2 separate regions of the Homo sapiens genome follow, and region 1 is linked to region 2. The links are chromatin loops, found by intact Hi-C in ENCODE. Cell type or tissue: Calu3. All regions are shown on one strand.

Region 1 (8,000 bases), 670 kb after region 2:
AAGATGCTCAGCTTCATTCATAACAAAAGAAATGCAAACTAAAACTACACTGCGACACCATTCTCAGCTATCAGAGTGGCAACAACTCAAACCTGACAACATGTTCTGTTGTTAAACTGTGGGGAAATAAGCACTCTCATTGCTAGAGGAAATGCAAAACTGTGCAATATCTATGTAGGGATATTTGGCAATATCTAACAAAACCACATATCCATTTACCCTTCCACCTAGCAATGCCACTTGTAGAAATTTACACTGCAATACACCTCTAACGATATTAAAATGCATATGCAAAATGTTATTTATTGCAGTAATATTTGTCAAAGCATAGGACATTGGTTAATCAACTATGGTGCATCCACACAGTGGAATACTATGCAGCTAAATTAAAATCACCAATGAAGGGCAGCTAAATTAAAATATGGTATGCCTCCAGATGTGTTACCCTGAAAAAGATACAATATCATCTATATGATATTCTGCCCAAGAATGCATAACATCTTCAGATTTTCATATCTGTGAGTACAGGACCCTCCTTTCCCTGTGGATCCCAAAGCAATACCTGGAGGGCTTAGGGAGGGGCACCTTGTTTGTATAAAAGAGAACCTGCCTGTACTGCAGTCTACCCCATTCTTAATAAAAGAAACTCCAAGCTTCCAGTTGTTCGGGCTAAAAGCTTTTGCTCCTCAAGATTCAATATCTCCTTCTTTTATATTTTTAAAAATTATTTTATTTTTATTTTTCTTCAAGACAGGGGCTAGCTCTGTCACCCAGGCTGGAGTGCAGTGGCATGATCATAGCTCACTGCAACCTTGAACTTCTGGGTTGAAGTGATCCTCCCGCCTCAGCCTTCCTGAGTTGCTGGGACTACAGGCACGTACCACCAAGCCTGGTTAATTTTTAAAAATGTTTTATAGAGATGGGAGTCTCATTATATTGCCCAGGCTGTTCTCGAGCTCCTAGCCTCAAGCAATCCTCCCGCCTTGGCCTCCCAAACTGCTGGGATTACAAGCGTAAACCACCAAGCCCAGCCAGTATTTCCTTCTTGATAAATTGTAAGAAAAATATAGAGGACTTACTCTTTGTATATCAACATTTGTCTCAGAGGCCCTCTGCTCAGGCACCTCAGGTTTTGGGGAAATAGGAAGAGGATCAGAGGATAAGCAGATTAACACCTACCCCAATCCAAATGTTGGGACTGTACAGCTGGTAACGCTTACGAATATGATATCTTAATAAATTATTAGTTTTGAAGCCCACACTAGAAACCCCTCATTCATTTTTGTAGAGCCAGAAGCACCATTAGATAGTGATAGAGCCCATACTTCCCCTCACCTTTCACTCACCAGCACTCAGTCTCATGGCTACACCTAACTGCAAAGGAAGCTGGGAGATGTAGTCTGGTCATGTGTCCAAGAGAGGAAAGGAAATGGTTTGGTGAACAACTAGCCAGTCTCTGCCACTTTGATAGTAGACTACAAAGAATGTCTTCCCTTTCACTAGTATGAATCTATTATTATTAAATATCAAAACTTATTCTTTATATTTTTAAAATTATGATGGTTTTTTAAAAATGTATTAAATGGGTAACCTACATGAAACTCCTAATGGTGCAGAAAACCCATTAAGTAAACTATAGCTGCCAAACTTTGAGTAACATGGCAGAAAAGTCATATCAAGACATTTCTCAGAAATTTTCCTAGGTAATGGTAATTGAGAGACTGTAGATAGCAGGCTGGTTTCTCCATAAGGAGCAAAATTAAGTGTTGCTGAAGCAATTCTGAAGTTCTAGCTGATAATAACTGCACACCAGCTGTTCCCATTTTATAATACTTTTCCATAAAGCCCCATATTTTAGCTTTTGCCTTTTTTTTTTTTTTTTGAGACAGGGTCTCACTGTGTCACCCAGGCTGGAGTGCAGTGGCACTATCTTGGCTCACTGCAACCTCTGCCCCCAGTTTCAAGTGATCCTCCCACCTCAGCCTCCCCGAGCAGCTGGGACTAGGGGCGCATGCCACCACGCCCAGCTAACTTTTCTATTTTTTAGTAGAGAAGGGGTTTCACCATGTTGGCCAGGCTGGTCTCAAACTCCTGACCTCAAGTGATCTGCCCGCCTCAGCCTCCCAAAGTGCTGGGATTACAGGCATGAGCCACCACGCCCGGCCTTAACTTTTGCTTTTTAAAAAATCTTTTTCCCTTATTATGGAATTTGTATCTTTTACCTGTATGGTGGCTCAAAAGTGAGCAAAGTAAAAAGAAGGAACGCTAAGATTAGAAAAAAAAATAAGAAAAAATCCACAGGACTTCAGAAGTGACAGGCAGCACTTGTCCTTTCTAATGAAAGGTTGGATCATTGTCTGTTGTTGGGGCTGAACCCCATCTGGAGCTAGGGGTGGGAGTCATGAGAACACGGTACAGTTCCCATGATTTTGCCATTGGCCATCTTCTCTCTTTGCTCTTCCACTATGGTCTTTTTCAAATTGCATTTATTCTGCAGGTTCTTGACTCTGCTGGGAAGCCTTAAATCAGAGATCCTGATTTAGTTGGTCTGGGAATTGGAGTCGTAGGCATCAGTATTATTTTAAAACTCCCCGATTTTGAACAATTGGTATTGTTCAAAAATCCTTATGTGCACCAGAGGTGAGAACCACTGATTTCCTCTCTGCATTGCTGTTTGGTTGACTAATTTGGGGCACTTGACCATACTAGCTCTGATGAAACTGACTCAAATGAAATTCAAAGTTCATTCATTTCAAACATATGACGAAAAAAAAGCAGGAATCCCTCCCCTACCCAGGGCATAGTTTAAATTGTGACCAGTGCTAAGAACGGCCTCTGGGTAGCCAAAAATAATGATCACAAAGTTCCTGCCCTGAAGTTGGTCTGATTTCTTCTCACAGGGAACTCTACCGGCCAGGACATTTCTGAATTAGCCACTTGCCTCAGTTATGCCCTTGAACAACTTTGTAGAAAGTTGGGACAGAGCTTATTATCCATATAGATGAGTTGGGTATGTTATCAAGTAGACAATTTGGGGACCCTCTTGGCATTCTCAGTGCAAACTATGTTGGTTCCTCAGTAATACAAGTAGAACAACTGGTCACCCAGACTTGGAGTGAGTGTCCTGCATTGTTTGTAAAGACTGTTTTGCAAGTGGAATTCAAATGTGGTGAATTGCACTAAGACTTCCAATCAAATCCAATTGAATGACATGCATATAGACCAGGGTTTCTCAGCCTCGGCACTATTGACATTTGGGGCTAATTATTCTTTTGTGGGGGCTGTTCAGTGGATTGTAGAAGGCTTAGTAGCATCCCTGGTCCCTACTCACTAAACACCAGTAGCATCCCCACCTCCTGGTTTTGACAACTAAAAATGTCTCCAGACATTGCCAAATGTCCGCTTATGAGGAAAAACTGTTCCTGTTGAGAACCACTAATACAGACTCACTGTTAGTTTGTCAATTAAAAAAAAACCAGTGTTGTTGTTTTGAAATTTCTCAGTTTCAAAAGAATCAGTTGAGAAGGGCTCCCTTCCAAAATTCTTCTCTGTCTGCTTCCTTCTAGTCCCTTCTGCTCCCATCACGCCATGCACACCAGCAGCAAGAGTGAGCATTGCTCTGGGACCACAGTTCTCAACCAGGCGTTGCTCCCCAGGGGATATTTGGCAATATCTGGAGACATTTTTGTTTGTCAATACTGGGAGGTGGGCAGGTGCAACTGTCATCTAGTGGGTGGAGGCCAGGGCTGCTGCTAAACATTCTCCAGTGCACAAGACAGCAGCCCCCAACATACACAATAAAGAATTACTGGGACCAAGATATCAATAGAGCTGAGGTTGATAAACCTTGATTAAAAACAAACATGTCCACAAAGTCCAAACTGAAGAACCATTTGGGGAAATCTTTAATAATATATATGAGTGGTTCTCAATGGGGGTGATATTTGTCCTTTCGGGACATTTGGCAATATCTGCAGGTATTTTTCTTTGTCACAGCTGGGGAAGTGGGGTGCTACTGGCATCAAATGGGTAAAGGCCAGGGCTGCCACTAAACCTCCTATAGTACATTAGAGAGACTCCCACAACAAAGGACCATCAGGCCCCAAATTGCAATAGTGCCAAGGCCTATTACTCTAGGATCACTTCCGTTGTGACCATGGGACCCCCTAGTTTTTCCACCCCTGTTGACTCAGTGCTTTGGCTTCTGTTTTCTATATCTGCCCTAGTGTCACCCATCCAGGTTTGGATGTCTAGACCTGATGCAACTTTGGCACAGCAATAGGGTGGCTCAGAAGGAAGCTTGGCACAGAGCTCAGCTCTAGAACAGATCAATACTGGGAAGCAGGCCAGTTCTCATCAAAGGTTCAGCAGGGTGGGGTCAGGGGAGGCAAGCCACAGGCATAATTCAAGATGGATGACAGCACAAATGGCCCTGCAAAAGACACTATGTTCTGCCAGGTGTGGGGACAGAGTGGCTGGGAATCTGAAGCAGTAAAGAGTTTTACTGTAAAATCAGGCTGCTTCTGTAAAGTCAAGCAATGAGTAAAAGTCCCAGCCAGCAAGCTGGGGTTTGAGGACAGGGCTAAATCCTGGGGTGGGACACCTTGTGAAACAGTAAGTCAGGACCCCAGGAAGAGGCAGGAACACGGATACTTTGTAAACCAGCTGAAGGAGGATTTGAATCAGGGACTAAAGCACAACTGTGGGCCGAGCCTTGTGGTTCATGCCTGGAATCCCAGCACTTTGAGAGGCCAAGGTGGGCAGATGATTTGAGCCCAGGAGTTTGAGACCAGCCTGGGCAACATGACGAAACCCTATCTCTACAAAAAATACAAAACAGCCCAGTGTGGTGGTACATGCCTGTGGTCCCAGCTACTCGGGAGGCTGAGGTGGGAGGATCGCTTGAGCCCAGGAGGCGGGGGCTGCAGTGAGTTTTGATCGCATGGCTGCACTCCAGCCTCTGTCTCAAAAAAAAAAAAAGCACAACTACGATACGGGACAGATGGGAGGCTTGGGCTCAGTTTAGAAAAAGATGTTCGTTAACAGAGTGGAGATGCCATGGGGGAGGGAGGTGGTGACATGGAAAACGTTACTGAGTTCAGTAATAAGCAACAGGACACTGCACCTTGAGTCTGAAAAATAGGAACCCTGATTTTACAACAAAGAGAAACTCTCCCTTCTCCCTAACATCACACGTGTGTGCATGCGCGCATACACACACACGTGCATGCATACACACACACACGTGCATGCGCACACACCACCTCTAACATACTATGGGACTCACTGAGACAATTCCTGCCTGTATGCAGGATTGGTCTGGAGCACTGGGGATCATGCTGAAGCAAAAGTTGCTCCATGAACAGAGCAGAAGCGAAGCAATTGAGGCCAAAATTGTAATCAGCTTTTTGTGTGTGTTTTTGTTTTTTAATAGCATCAGCTTTGTTTTTTAAATTATTTATTTTAAAAAGTTTTAAACATAACATATATTCCTTATAGAAAATCTGGAAACTACAAAAGAATAAAAAAAAGAGAAAAAAAAGACTTACATCCCTATACTACCTCTGTTAATATTCTTCTAGTCTTTTTTGTTTTTGCCAAGATTTATTTTTACACAAAGAGAAAATATATTTCTATGTGTCACTTTGTATCCTTAACATCATGACAGAATCATTTCCCTTGCTATTACAAATTCAACATGAATAAGTTTTGTGACATTTCTTGGTTTTGTCTGTTTGTAAAGTCAACCCATTCTCCATGTAGAAAATTTGGAAAGCATGAAAAAGTGTAAAAAATGTACATAATCTATGATTCCATATCTAAATGATAATCACTCAAGATGTTGGTGGGATTTTTTCTTGTCTTTTTTTTTCGCTTTGATGGTACCTTTATTCTAATGATAATTAACTGGTGTTCACCTTATAATTTGCTTGACATATAGTAATTATCCAGGCAATATCATCCTTCCAGAATTTTGCCATGGCCAGGGCCTTGTATATTTGAATCCATAAGAAAATGTTAACTTTTTTCTTCAGATGGACCCTGGGTTTATACTTCACTTTGGATTCTTCCAAGTAATAAACTCCCAACCCAAGTAGTAGACAGGGAAACCTTCTTTTCCCTACTCATCACTATTCTTGTAGAGCGTACTTCCCCCTCTTTCTTGATGGAAATGCTCTGCAATATATCAGATTTGGTGGTGTGGATAGGACAACTAAAAATGCCTATGAATCCGTAGCTGGAATCTCATTAAGGATTTTGGTGATCATTGGTTTGTATAATTCAAACCTTATTTTATACATGTACATACACCCACAAACAAGAATTTGTCCCCAAACAAAATTGAGGTTTGCCTCTAAAACTCTTAGGAATGGAGATATTTGTCCAAAGGTAACACAGGATGTTGGTAAAAATAATGGCTTAAAGTCAGAAGGCCAGAGTTTGAATTGACCTTGACTACCCAGTCATGGGAATTTAGCAAATTGTTTCTCTTCCCTGAGCCTCAGTTTCCTTGTCTATAAAAAGGAGACATTAGCTACCTCATCAAGGATTAAGTGAAGTAACAAGTACAGACAACATAATAAATGGTGAAAGATTTATATGATGTGAAGAGAGAAATAGAACTGCCGTTCCACCCAGCAATTCCACTACTGGGTATCTGCCCAAAGTAAATCATTATATTAAGAAGACACTTGCACTTGTATATTTATTGCAGCACTATTCATAATAGCAAAGTTATGGAATCAACCTAAGTATCCATCAGCACATGATTGGATAAAGAAAATATGGTACATAGACACCATGGCATACTATGTAGCCATAAAAAAACAATGAAATGATGTCTTTTGCAGCAACATGCATGGAGCTGGAAGCCATTATCCTAACTGAAATAACTTAGAAACAGAAAATCAAATATCACATGCTCTCGCTTATAAGTGGGAGCTAAACAATGGGTGCACACGGACTTAAAAATGGAAATATGAATGATAGACACTGGGAGCTCCATAAGGGGGAAGTGGAAGAGGATGAGAGTTGATAAATTACCTATTGGATACTATGTTCACTATTTGGGTGATGGCTACATTAGAAGCCCAAAACCCACCATTACATAATATATCCATGTAACAAACTTGCACGTTCCCTGAATCTATATTTAAAAAAAAAATACAAACTATAGTGGGTGACATAGAAGAACCCCTTTATTAGATACCGGCAGTGAGCCAAGTAAGTTGCTATGTCACAGGCTGGCAAACTATGGCCCAAGGGCCAAATCTGGCATACTGCCTGTTTTTGTAAATAAAGTTTTATTGGAACACAGCCAAACCCATTCACTACTGTATTGCTTATGGCTGCTTTCATACTGTGTTGGCAGAGGGGAGTAGTTGCCACAGAGACTGTGGGGCCCTGAAAAGCCTGAAATATTTACTACCTGGTTCTTTACAGAAATTTATTTCCCACCCCTGTGTTAAATGTTTCCCCAAAACCACAGAGGTAAATTATATTGTCTTCCCATTTCACAGGTCAGGAAACTGACACATGCAGAGATTAAGGACTTGCTCACACTGCTGTTATTGAATTGGATCTTGATCCCAGGTCTATCTCAATTCAAAGTTTAGCAACCACTCTACAATGCTTCTTCAAAAGATATATGAATTAAATCTGAACTCTCATAGCCTTAACTTCCACTTCTGCCATAACATCTCACTTTCAACCATTGATAATGATTGAGCCTTGAATATAGACATTAGTGTCTCTTACATTCATTCCAGCATGCTGTTACATAGCTCCTCCAAAAGAAACCACATCTCAACTTCAAACCAGTATATCAAACTGCAAGTCAGGGAAATGGATGAAACTATGGCATTGTCAGAGTCAAGAACTGTGAAGGATCTGAGATTTGATCCTACTAGCAGTCTCATGAGTTAGTCTGCCACAGTTTCATGGATTCTGGCAAAAGATATGAGACTCTTGGGTCAGAGACAAAAGAGACTTCATTATTC
Region 2 (8,000 bases):
GAGACCCTCTGGCTTCCAAGGTCAAATATGTTAACTATTTGGTCCTCTATAGTTTGCTGACCCCTGAGTTAGATGATCACAGTTGTGCTCTTAAATGACGCAGTCACCGCCTTTTCAGAAACAGAAAGAAAAACCTTCCGTATAATGATTAAACTTAATTTAAAACAACAAATGCCCCTGGAAAAGGATGTCTCTGGTTAACAGTATCCCTGAAAAGCCTTCTGTCTCTGCATTGAAAATCTCCCTTCCAGGATCCCATATGGGTCTGGTTCAACGGGTTGTAATTTGAAGACATACCCCAAAGCTGTCTGTCCTCTCAAAAGTGTCGGAAGTTTTGATAGCAACACATCATGTATGCTGCAGAAATTGTTTCTCAGCTTTCCAGCTTTTCAATGTTTAAAGAACTCTAACTAAGATGTCCTGCTTCCCTTCTCCCTTTGTTTTTCTCATTGGCATTTAGGTCATTGACATTTCCATGATCTTGGCCGAAGCAATCCGAAGGACACACAATGGGGAATCCGTGTCCTACCTGTTCAGCCATGTCCCGCTATAAATCCAGAATGGGAAGTGTCCAGCAAGCCTACTCTGACTTCTGACTTGTTTTTGTTTTCTGGATTTTTAGCTGTAGGTATTCAGCAATGATAGGTTAATCACTGGCAAAAGCATCAGATCTTTGTATATGCTAAGATTTATTGTTTCCCCTTCTAAAGCTCAAGATCATTTCTTTCCAGTTTTTGGGGAAATGGTGGTGGTTATTTGGTCTTTAAGTGAACTGTCTTAAATGAGAAACGTTTTTGTCATTTTGACTTTTAACAGGTACAGGTGATCTCTTCCTTTGTTCTTTCAGTACTTTGAGGCGACAACTTTCAAGTATATAATTTCATTGTGGAAGTCATAGTTTATATATTTCGAGGTTGCCAAAGGTGACTTCAGATTAAAGCCTTCTGTGTAAATATATACTGATAATGCCTATGGACATTTGGGTAAAACCCTGTATAGAATTAATTATCCTTTTACTTTGGAGTGAACCTTGGAAAATTTATAATTATAATACCATGGATTTTGAATTTTCCTTTTTTTTTTTTTTTTGGATAACTCAGTTTCAGATAAACCATCTTGGTTACTGTGCTTAATTTGGACCAAATTTTATTTAGCTTAATATGGACACTGACACATTTTGGGGGGTATACATTAGACATATCAGAGCAGTGTATTTCTGGATCATTTTTTAAATGACCTCTTCTAAAACATAACTGTCACTTACCTGAAATGCTGCATCCTAAAATTCCAAAATTATATTGAGCAATCGCCAAGGCCTAAAGCCAACTGACTTAAAGGTAATCATTTCAGCTAAGATTAAATTTAAAGCCTAAGAATGTATAGAGCTAGTTTTAAAATAATGATCTCAGATTTTTAAAAAGGATATAGGAACCTGCATTGTCATTCTCTGAATTAAGAACTGATGGTTTCTATCATTATTTAGCCCCACCTTTGTATTTTAAAATCCTTCAGAATACATTTATGAACCAATGCGACTGGACTTAGCCACACACAATGGAAATTCAGACCTTGACTATTTGGTGTTTCCAGTTCACAAAGGTGATGAAGACTGTCTTGGGAGCAGCTTAATCCCAAAATTTGTACATTTCTTGCTGCTCCTGGCGTGGAAACTTAAGTGAGACCACCAAATACATTGGTCCTGTCCAATTCTACTGAATGGGGGTGGACCTGGCATTTATCTGGCCAAAAACAGGAGCCAGAGAAATATGAATATACCAAAGTTGTTTGTTTAGCCTCCAACTTAAATTACATTAGTCAACTTATAGATACTCATATGATCACTTTTCTTTTTAGATACTACATCAACTAGATTCAGGAGTATATCATTTGCAGTGCTTGTATTGGTTTAAAATGTAAGATTTTAAGATCCTCTAACACTGTACTAAAACATTTCAATAAAATCATTCTGACTGCGTTCATAGTTTGTATGTATCATTGTGGAGTAATATGTTTTGACGGAGTGATGTGTTGCAGTACCTGAAAATGTTTGCTACTTTACGATTATAGGCCAGCATACAAAATTACAGAAAAGCCAGAAGTTAATTGATGTCAGCTGTTTTCCATTTTGAAGGTGTTTCTTCCTGAAGAACTTACCAGCAATCGCCTTTCCTCAAAGCGTAACAGCTGTGCCACATAAGGTGTCCACGTTGTTAATTCCACATGTTTCCTATAAAATTAAAGATGGTACAGTGTGTTCACGCATCAGAGTAGTGATGTTCAATATCCATCTATTGGAGCAAACCAAACTTAAATGTAGGCTGCATAAAACTTGTTCATATTCATTGATTTCAGAAGCACCGAGGAGGATTCCTGTCCCCATAGAACAGCCTGTTCAGTGATACTTCAAACTACTCTCGTGAGCGCAAAGTCAAGTCATAATTACGTTCCCCTGGTGAAGCTCAGCTGTAAAGTATGTGTAACACTAAGAATGGCAACATGGTGTCTTGAAGTCACAGTGAAATATGAAGAATTACATCCAGGTCCATCTGAGAAAAAAGGTGATCACAGTGTGAGAGAACATGATAGAATGTACTAGAAAGGAGGGAAGTGAAGGAGAAGTGAAAGCCAAAGACACTTCATCAGCTTTACAATTGCACTTAATAATGCTGCCACACCTCTTCAGAGACGTTTCATTTCCTATGGCATGTCCTATCTAATCCCCTAGCTGAACTACAGGGGACAGGGAAGTAGTGAAGGGAAAGATGGAGTACTAAGGCGTGCAGAGGTTGGAATCACGCTGGGGATACCAGGAAGGGCTCGGTGATCACCATTAGACGGTTCACGTCGGAATTTTCCAGAACCCTATGGTGTGTTCCAGTGTGGACTGACGCAGGACAGCAGAGGGCGTTTGGTACATGATGTGTTTGAGCAAGGATGTGCCAGGGAAGATGGGAGTTAGGGGCTGAAACATACTCAGCTATCCTGTATCTAAATTGCGTGAAATCAACAGGGCTCCTCCTTCTCATTACCAATATTTATCTTCCTGATTTATCTCCCTGTGCCCCAGGAACACATCCCTCCACCTTTTTTCTGCCCCTGCTTTCCAAGATCACATCCTGGGTGGTTTCCTTTATTGCAGTCTTTGAGCTCTGTTTCCTATTCTGAAAGCATAATGCCCAGGAACACAGACTTCACCACTTACCGGAGTTTAAAAACCAACAGCAACAACGACCTTGGGCTGGTTGCTTAACCCCTATGCCTCAGTTTCCTTACATGTGAGATGGGGATAATAAATGAGACGTTATGTGTAAAGTGTTTAGAATTGCTTGGTTTGTACATTAACTTCAGTTTTTAGAGTGAGCCTCCTGAAACTCCCCTAGAAAGAATGTAAGGTATGAAGAGGCAAGATTTTCATGCATTTTCTAGGTGTTCATCCTAGAGGGGAACAGACTGCCCTCCTGCCATTTTAGAAGGGCTACATTGTCTTGGCATGTGACTGCCTCAGTGAAGGGTAGCATTTAGGTGACAAATAGTTGCATGTTAAAAAAAAAAAAAAAAAAAAAACTTGATTATGCTGAAAGTAGTGGTTCTACCAGCATGTCCCGTGGTTCCAGCGCTGGTTTTGCCCACCACATTAACATTTTTTTCGCCCGAGGGCCAGCACTACCAAGTAGAATATGCATATGCTTTTAAGGCTATTAACCTGGGTGGCCTTCCATCAGTATTTGTCAGAGGAAAAGACTGCTGTAATTATCATACAGAAGAAATGCTTGACAAATTATCGGATTCCAGCACAGTGACTCACTTACTCAAAATAACTGAAAACATTGGCTGTCACTGTGATGACCGGAATGACAGAGGTACAGAGGGCACGCTATGGGGCAGCTAACTGGAAATACAAGTACGGCTATGAGATTCCTGTGGACATTCTGTGTGGAATTGCTGATACTACTCAGAATGCTACAATGAGGTCTCTTGGTTGTATGATTTTCATTGGTATAGATGAAGAACAAGGCCCTCAGGTGTGAAAGTATGATCCTGCAGGTTACTGCTGTGATTTAAAGCCACTGCAGCAGGAGTTAAACAAACTGAGTTAACCAGCTTCCTTGAAAAAAAAAAGTGGGCCGGGTGCGGTGGCTCACGCCTGTAATCCCAGCACTTTGGGAGGCCGAGGCGGGTGGATCACCAGGTCAGGAGATCGAGACCATCCTGGCTAACACGGTGAAACCCAGTCTCTACTAAAAGTACAAAAAATTAGCCGGGCGAGGTGGCGGGCGCCTGTAGTCCCAACTACTCTGGAGGCTGAGGCAGGAGAATGGCGTGAGCCCGGGGGGCGGAGCCTGCAGTGAGCCGAGATCGCGCCACTGCACTCCAGCCTGGGCGACAGAGCGAGACTCCGTCTCAGAAAAAAAAAAAAAAAAAAAAGTGCAAAAGAAATTTGATTGGACATTTGAACAGACAGTGGAAACTGCAATTACATGCCTGTCTACTGTTCTATCAATTGATTTCAAACCTTCAGAAATAGAAGTTGGAGTAGTGACAGTTGAAAATCCTAAAGTCGGGATTCTTACAGAAGCAGAGATTGATGCACTCACATTGTTGTTAGTTTACCAAATCCATGATGCCACTTACCTGTGTGTTTGGTAACAAAAAAAACAACATTATGGAGGTCCCTGGATTGAAAAAGGAGCCTCTCCCACTCCTCCTACTACTGAATTGATTAGGACTCTATAAATAAAAGCAATGCTTTTGGTATCTCAGCATTTTAGGAGGCCAAGGCAGGTGCATCACCTGAGATCAGGAGTTTGAGACCAGCCTGGCCAACATAGTGAAACCCCATCTCTACTAAAAAATACAAAAATTAGTCAGGCATGGTGGCGCATGCCTGTAATCCCAGCCACTTGGAGGCTGAGGCATGAGAATCACTTGAACCTGGGAGGCAGAGGTTGCAGTGAGCCATGATCACACCACTGCACTCCAGCCTGGGCAACAGAGCAAGACTGTCTCAAACAACAACAACAGCAACAACTTTCAGCTGAGTGCCGTGGTGCATTCTTGTAATCCCAGCTACACAGAAGGCTGAGGCAGTAGGATTGCTTGAGCCCAGGAATTTGAGACTGGCCTGGGCAACATAGAGAAACCCCGTCTCTTAAAAACAACAACAATACTTCCAGTGGGCTGTAGAAACAACAGGTAGGAATGAATGTCATGTGATTATAGAGATGGTAATCAATTGAGGTCATTTACAACAACCTGATTTCATTGTAGCCCTCATTCACCATCCATCCCATCATAAATACAACCAAAAGTGGTGCCCAATATAAATGGGAAGAACAGTCTTCACTATCCTAACAGCCGAGTTCTGTGGCCAAAAGAAAACCTGGCTGAATGAATTTTACATTTTAAGAGAGTGATAAAAAAAGAGAATAGGAAAGTGAAAAACATAATGCAGTGGAAAATGCCCTAAATTGGAAGTGTGGCGATCTAGATTCTGGTTCCTGATATGCTGCTAGCAAGCTGGGTGACCTTGGGAAAAATGTGTACACCACTCTGGGTATGAGCATCTTTCTGCAAAAATTAGAGGAAAGATGATTGCAGAAGTCCCCAGCAGTTTTAATAGGCAATGCCATTTATGCTAGATGTAGTTGGAATAGTTCTAACTGAAGGCACAGATGGTTGCTCTCAATAGGGTGACCAACTTGTCTTGGTTTGCGTGGGACTTTTCTCGATTTAGCCCTGAAAGACCTATATCTTAGGAAACCCCTCAGTCCTGGGCAAACCAGGACGTTTGGTCTCCCGTTCCCTCTTCTAAGGTGGATAGTTCTGCATCCCCGGCACTACCTTGGTAAGGAATCCCACGAGCATGGCTTTGATCTTGTGCTGGTTGCAAAAACAAGCAGGCTATATGATGAGCCCAACAATGTGCAGGGCACCTGTGGTATCACAGGTCTTTTAAAATCTGTTCAACTAACTATAGAAGCTCAAGAGCTGTAGTCACAAAATCAGAGAGAAAAAGCAGGGGCACCTTTAGAAAACACCTTCAAGCCTGGCTTGATTGCCAGTCCTTTGGCACAGCTACCTTTAACACCATAAGTGGTCTTCAGAGACCCCAGGGAACAGTCCAGGCAGAAGGCAGAGTGCTCTGAAGGTTACCTGATGTACGTTGTCCTTCCGCACATTGAGAGATTCTTAACATTTGTGAGGGCATGGCCATCTGTGTCTGAGGACGTATGATGCTCTGATTTTCCCTACACAAGGAGTGCTAAATCTAGTATTTTCTTGCATGGAAGCTAAGACTGACCATGAATTATGGACATATTTTAAGAACTAAAACTGAACACGTCACTCTTTAAAATCATCCTAATGATTATTTCTGGGCATATTTTGATGTACATTTACCATAGGATAAGCTCAGTATGTGCCATTGACATTTACTCACCCAAGGAACCAAGGAGCGACCCTAAATTTCTTTTCTTTTTCTTCCTTTCCTTCCTTCCTTCCTTCCTTCCTTCCTTCCTTCCTTCCTCTCTCTCTCTCTTTCTTTGTCTCTCTCTTTCCTGTTTTTTTTGAGACAGAAGGTCTCACTATATTGCTCAGGCTGGTCTTGAACTCATAGTATCAAGCAATCCTCCTGCCTCAGCCTCCAAGTAGCTGGAACTACAGGTGTGCACCACCATGCCTGGTGCAACCCTAAATTCCTTTAAGTCTCAGAAAACCTTGTATTTAGGACCAAGGCTATGGAACAGAAGAATCAAAAGAAAGATAGGCAGAGATCCCTCTCCACAGCAATGGTGATCTGACCTCGCATTAATTTCTGCACCTGGATGCATTCATAGCATTCAAAGAGCAATTCTTTCTTGAACACCGACCAAGACTCATTCCTTGTCCTAACAACAGTCAGGCTCCTCTGAATCCTCTCCTTGACCAGACCTGTCTTGGGCTTCCCTCTCTGTCATTGTGGAATTTAGTTTGAGCAAGAATCCTGTGAAGTCAGTTTATCAAAAAAACTCCTGCCCTTGGTATCTGACCACCCTCGATATCTTATCACCCAGGCTTGCCTTTAGCAAGAATTCTATTTGAGTTGATCTAGCAAGAATCCCTCCTACCCCTGATGTTTCCTTAGTGGTTTTCCATCCACGGCCCCCAACCCTGCTCGTTGCTTACAAATCCCCACTTGTCCTTGTTGGAGTCAGAGCTGAGATTAATCTCTCTCCCCCACTATAAGACCCCATTGCAGTCTGTGGTCCCTAAACCTATCACAAAGACCCCCTTGAATGAAGTCTTCCTTAGTGTCTTCAATGAATGTGATGAATAACTTTTTTTTTTAACAATACAAAATTCACAGAAAAAGTCCTATGAATTAAAAAGCACTCTGGGGAAAACCAGTTGGCGCGAGAGTTATTTTGGAAGAATCAATAATCCTCCACTGATGTGCATTGGTACAGCCATAAACACACTTTCAACCCTTGCGTTTTGGAGAGGTTTTATTACATGTACATAAATTAGGAACTTTAATACATCGGAGAAATACCACTTGCTTCTCTGTATTTTGACTCATGTGAACATCTTGGCTTAGACATATGTCAAACGGAAAATTCATATTTTTAGTCCTTCCACAGGCAAAATGAAGGAGTTGGTCTTGTTTCATTCATTCATTCATTCATTCATTCATTCATACACTCAGCAATCCCTTATGAAGCACCTATTAGTATACCATAGTGTTAGGATGCGGCTGTCATATAAGTATGAGATAAATAAAATACATGAATAAGGCTTATGTAAATCTAGCCTTCAGAGTTGACACAGGTCGTTTTTTGTTTGTTTGGTTGGTTGGTGTTTTTTTGAGATGGAGTTTCACTCTTGTTGCCCAGGCTGGAGTGCAGTGGCATGATCTCAGCTCACCGCAACCTCTGCCTCCCGGGTTCAAGCAAGTCTGCTGCCTTAGCCTCCCGAGTAGCTGGGATTACAGGCATGTGCCACCACGCCCGGCTAATTTTGTA

What was found. Hi-C counts contacts between places; a loop is a spot of excess contacts. Peaks named below come from ENCODE experiments on the same cell type or tissue, not always from the same donor. Only the 100,000 strongest peaks of a DNase experiment are listed, where the experiment ranks them.
Region 1: it touches region 2 in a loop (4-fold over the local background); 30 of 110 quality-filtered maps call a loop at or near these places.

Annotation. Positions count from the first base shown.
Region 1 is chrX:13,491,107-13,499,106 of GRCh38, forward strand. No RefSeq gene overlaps it. Among named protein-coding and RNA genes, the nearest start is that of EGFL6, 74 kb to the right of the region's middle. In Calu3, no CTCF peak of the experiment used is centred here; a DNase peak (open chromatin) is centred at 4,345.
Region 2 is chrX:12,822,244-12,830,243 of GRCh38, forward strand. It overlaps PRPS2 (phosphoribosyl pyrophosphate synthetase 2), which reads left to right. Exons shown (of 7, transcript NM_002765.5): 7 at 461-1,979. The coding sequence ends at 553. It also overlaps the pseudogene PSMA6P2. Among named protein-coding and RNA genes, the nearest start is that of PRPS2, 35 kb to the left of the region's middle. In Calu3, no CTCF peak of the experiment used is centred here; a DNase peak (open chromatin) is centred at 3,868.